Regions from separate parts of the Homo sapiens genome. Here region 1 is linked to region 2. Evidence: read pairs that join two places in POLR2A ChIA-PET (ENCODE). Cell type or tissue: A673. All regions are shown on one strand.

Region 1 (2,500 bases), 530 kb before region 2:
ATGCACCACCACACCCAGCTAATTTTTAAATTTTTAGTAGAGATGGGGTCTTACCACGTTGCCCAGGCCGGTCTTGAACGCTTGGGCTCAAGTGATCTTCCCGCCTCTGCCTCCCAAAATGCTGGGATTATACGTGCGAGCCACCGCATCTGACCCAGCGGAATCTCTTAAATGTAGCTGGCCCATCGTTCTGCTCAGACCCTCCTTAGCTTCATGCAGCCGGGCCTCAGGGGCTATCCCATTAGCACATCCACCTCTTCCTCTTCCTGCCTCCCCTGGGCCCCTTCCACCCTCACGCCGGGTCCTGCTTTCCCAGGAACTCACCATGGGCCCTGCCTCGGGGCCTTTGCCCTGCCCTGGTCTGCCCACTGCTCTCTGGCATGGAAAGTGCTTCCCTGCCTGCCTTCCACGTCTCGCTGAGCACGCCTATCCCACTTCTGCGGAAGCGCTGGCCCTCCTAGTCCTGCCTTCCCTCGGGAGATGTTGGCTCTGTGCGAGCAGGGCTTTGCGGCTGGGTCGATGCTGCATCCCCCACCCCCGTGCACGTGGCCTCTGGGCTAGCACGCAAAGGCGCCCTCACCCTTGCTGCGTCCTGGAAGGAAGGAGCACCTGCCCTGGAACTTGGCCGGGTGGCGTTACCACCGGAGGGTCCAGTATAGGCAGGACTGAGGTGTACCCGGCCTGCTGTGAGCCCCGGCGTAGTGCAGAACTCGGGGCCTCGTTTCCCAAGAACACACACCCTGGCCATACCTCAGGGCAGGGGATGGAACACTCGTCAAATAGCGGGTTTTCTGGAGGCAGGTCCCGTGGTGGGGAGTGGCTTCCTTGTCCCTAAATGCCCTTTCTATCTGTTCTCTTGGCTTCGGAGGCTGAGGCCAGGTGCTGGGAGAGGGGGTGGGGGATGCAGTTGCCCTTCCCTCCCCACTCTCTAGCCCACAGGTTGGGGCTGGGTGGGTTGGGGCCCCACAGCCTCCTGCTTGTCTGCGACAGGGCTGGGCGGCTTCCCTTCCTGTGATCCTCAGGAAAGATCAGGATCACATCATAACAAATGACCGGAAGACACGGGAGGTGGCTGAGCTGGGGGTTTCTGCTGGAGCTGCTCCCTGGGCCCTTGCTGGCAGGGGCTGGCTGTTGACAGTCAGTGTATGTTATGCCGGTAGAATTCTCATTTGGCTGTTGTTTGTGTGTGCCTGTTTTTATCCCTTGTAATTAAAACATTTATTTGGCCTTCGCAGTGAAAATCTAATTTCTTGAGTCTAAGAACTGCTGATCTTGGCACCGAGATGCCCGTCCGTCGGGCAAACAGACCCAGAGCCGTTGGATTATTCATAGCACGGCATCTGCAGATCAGGCTGCAGTGGTGCTAATCAGAGCTGAGGTTTGGTAATTGATGTGTTGAGCAGGATTTTAGTGGGAGGGGGGTGCCGGCGTCGTTGAGCGATTGTGTATGGCCGGTGGGGGGCCCTTCTGGGCTGACTCAGCCGCGCCAATGGGAACGGCACCTCGGCAGCGGCGCGTCTGAGCGCCAGTTGTATTCTGCCTGCTGCACCATGCAAATGCGCTCCTTCAGCCCGCAGACACTCCTCTGCGGCCGGGTTTCTTCTTACCCCCTTTGCACAGGTGTGAAAACCGAGGCTCAGGAAGGTCATTTTCCCAAGGACATTGATCAGGGGCATGGCTGGGATTTGAACTTGGGAAGCCCACCTTGAGCATTTGTGGTGTCGACCCCCAGGAGGGGTGCCTGCTCTGGGTTTTCTCCTCTGTGTTCGGACCCTTCGGAGTCACCAGGGTGACCTCTGCCAGTAATGCTGTTTCTTCTCTGCTTTCTTCCAGACCATCATGGAGCAGTTCAACCCTAGCCTCCGGAACTTCATCGCCATGGGGAAGAATTACGAGAAGGCACTGGCAGGTGGAACTGCGCCCGGGCCCCGTGGGGTGGGAGCTGCCTCCTGAGCTGGTAGAACTGCGCCCGGGCCCCGTGGGGTGGGAGCTGCCTCCTGAGCTGGTAGAACTGTGCCCGGGCCCCGTGGGGTGGGAGCTGCCTCCTGAGCTGGTAGAACTGTGCCCGGGCCCCGTGGGGTGGGAGCTGCCTCCTGAGCTGGTAGAACTGTGCCCGGGCCCCTTGGGGTGGGAGCTGCCTCCTGAGCTGGTAGAACTGTGCCCTGGCCCCAAGGGTGGGAGCTGCCTCCTGAGCTGGTAGAACTGTGCCCGGGCCCCGTGGGGTGGGAGCTGCCTCCTGAGCTGGTAGAACTGTGCCCTGGCCCCAAGGGTGGGAGCTGCCTCCTGAGCTGGTAGAACTGTGCCCGGACCCCGTGGGGTGGGAGCTGCCTCCTGAGCTGGTAGAACTGTGCCCGGGCCCCGTGGGGTGGGAGCTGCCTCCTGAGCTGGTAGAACTGTGCCCGGGCCCCTTGGGGTGGGAGCTGCCTCCTGAGCTGGTAGAACTGTGCCCTGGCCCCAAGGGTGGGAGCTGCCTCCTGAGCTGGTAGAACTGTGCCCGGGC
Region 2 (2,500 bases):
ACCATGCCCCTTCCTCTCTGTGTGCCAATTAGCTCCTTTGCTGGACACCAGGAAGCAGTACATGCCCATGTCAGTATTTCCCTTACGTTAATAAAAACCCAAACAAGAAAACTTCTCAATCCCACTTCCCATACTGGTGACTGTCCTTTGCTCTCCCTGGCAGTGAAACCCCCCGAAAGAGTCATGCAGCTTGCTGATGTGAGCTCACCCCCCATTCTCCTCTGTGAGCTCACCCCCCATTCTCCTCTGTGAGCTCACTCTCGGCAGCCGCTTATCTACTACTCAGCCAGGCTCATCAAAGCTCCCAACACCCCTGAGCTGCTGAAGGCAAAGCCTCCTCTCCTGACTCACCAGGGAGCTCCTTTCTTGCCTGCCTTCCAGGGCGCTATGCTCCTGCCCCTCCTCCCCAGCTCCTGCCTCCCAGTGCTCTCCACCTCATTCCCCCAAGGTGGGGTTCTCCTCAGCCATCCCCTCCAGGATGGACAACTCGGCCTCTCACCAGGCCTCAAGCACCACCCCAACACCATCTGTACCATGTGCCTCTCCCAAGCAATGCGCTCACCCCGGGTGGTGCCTCTGCACTAGCACATCGCCGACAGATCCCCAGCCTTCCAGCCTGGCCTGGACACCCTGGAGTCTGCCTGCCTCTTCTCTCGATCACACCACACACTCAACCCCCTCACTACTGCACAGCCATCTCTACTCTCTACCCTAGTCTCCTTTTCCAGCTCCGAGCCCAGCAGCCAGAGTGATCGTCTCACAGCCCCGGCACAGCCATCTCCCTTCAGCACCTTTCAGAAGCCCTCATCTCACTTCCAACCATAGATTCAGCTTCCAAGGGCCCCTCCCACCTCTACCCCAGCAGGCCACCCTGCTTATCACTCTCTGTGTGGGGAACAGGCTGCTGCCTCTGTCTGAACAATCTCCTCCAGACACCCCCAGAGCTGCTCTGCCAATTGACACCTTCTCTCCCCTCTCAGGACTCGACCCACCAGGGCACTCCAAGCTTCTCTACCCGTTCCGCTGGGGTGGCCCACCTCCCCTGCTGCAGCAGTCTCCCCGATGCAGGGAGCCCTTCTCCATTCTCCATGAACTCCAGGGCCTGGCAATTCACAGGTGTTCTCTAAACATGAGAGAATGGATGCCGTGAGAGCATCGCACAGTGAATCAGGTCAGTGCTACCAAGGGCTTGGCCACCCAAACACAACAGCTCTCGCTCCCCGCTCAGCTCTGAAGGGCCCAGGGCCAGCCTCCCATGCCCACAGCTGGGGGCCTGGGAGAGACATGGCATGGAAGTACAAAATCCCCAGTGGCCCTGGGCCAGCCCACCCGTGGGCTTATGCCCGTCAGACTATTTCCTCATGGCTGAAGGAGAAGAAAATAGAGATTTTAAAACACAGTAAGGCTGGAAGCGGTGGCTCACACCTTAATCCCAGCACTCTGGGAGGCCAAGGCGGGTGGATGACCTGAGGTCAGGAGTTTGAGACCAGCCTGGCCAACATGGCGAAACCCTGTCGCTACTAAAAATACAAAAAAATTAGCCAGGCATGGTGGCAGGTGCCTGTAATCCCAGCTACTTGGGAGGCTGAGGCAGGATTGCTTGAACCTGGGAGGCGGAGGTTGTAGTGAGCCGAGATTGGGCCACTGCATTCCAGCCTGGGCAACACAGCCAGACTCCAACGCAAAAAAAAAAAAAAAAAAAAAAAAAAAAGTTAATAAAATCACCATGTCACAAAAGAACTGAAAGCCAGCCCCTTGTCAAAGTGCCCAATTGTTACTTGTCCTCAAGAGGCTCCCTCAAACCCAATCAACCAATTCTCCCTGCCCCAGAGGAATAAGCCCTGTGGACGCCCAGACCCTTGGCATAGGTGCGAGCAGTGAGGAGACAACTGGCTCCAGCCAGAGGGGCAGCCAGTCCTCCACAGCACCAAGGCCACCTCTCCTCACTCCCCCACAACGATTACAGAAATCAGCCAGTGAAGGCAGTCCATGGGAAGAGAGTATACTCCCGGGGCGCCAGCCAGCAAGGTGGTAAAGGCACAGCTACAAAGCCAAGTCAGATTCCAGACACTAGAGCCACTGTCCCATGTCCAGAGGAGTGGGAATAAAAGGACTGGAGGCTGTGTGATCTCTGTGGCAGAAGGGTCGTAGCCTGCCACATCCTCACACATCACACAGACGCAGGAAAGAGCATCCCGAAAGCAGAGGCGCAGGAATAACTTAGACCTTCTGGGCAGAGCTAGTAGCCTCGCTATGCCCTGGATGGAGTCCCAGACCATCTCAAAATGTCTCTGGGACGTGCTGACAGCAGAGACATGCTTCCATGGTGGACCCACCACACCCTAGTGTCAGAGAGGGAACATGAGGAGGGCTCCTCTGTACCAAAGAACACCCGAGGGGCCCAGACACCACAGTGAATCACCAGAAAACATGGAGCATAGACAGAGCCAGTCGGAAGACTTACTTGGGGAACATTTCCAGAGAACTTATGATTCTAGGA

Evidence for each region. ChIA-PET counts read pairs that join two places held together with the same protein. Peaks named below come from ENCODE experiments on the same cell type or tissue, not always from the same donor. Only the 100,000 strongest peaks of a DNase experiment are listed, where the experiment ranks them.
Region 1: POLR2A ChIA-PET joins it to region 2 with 5 read pairs; 1 of 35 experiments calls an interaction of 5 or more read pairs at or near these places.

The regions. Positions count from the first base shown.
Region 1 is chr17:81,051,835-81,054,334 of GRCh38, forward strand. It overlaps BAIAP2 (BAR/IMD domain containing adaptor protein 2), which reads left to right. Exons shown (of 14, transcript NM_001144888.2): 2 at 1,834-1,909. Among named protein-coding and RNA genes, the nearest start is that of BAIAP2, 18 kb to the left of the region's middle. RefSeq lists enhancers at 8-816, 817-1,623. In A673, no CTCF peak of the experiment used is centred here; no DNase peak of the experiment used is centred here; H3K27ac peaks cover 487 bases.
Region 2 is chr17:81,579,666-81,582,165 of GRCh38, forward strand. All of the region lies in intron 12 of NPLOC4 (NPL4 homolog, ubiquitin recognition factor), which reads right to left. Among named protein-coding and RNA genes, the nearest start is that of FAAP100, 29 kb to the left of the region's middle. In A673, no CTCF peak of the experiment used is centred here; no DNase peak of the experiment used is centred here; H3K27ac peaks cover 1,439 bases.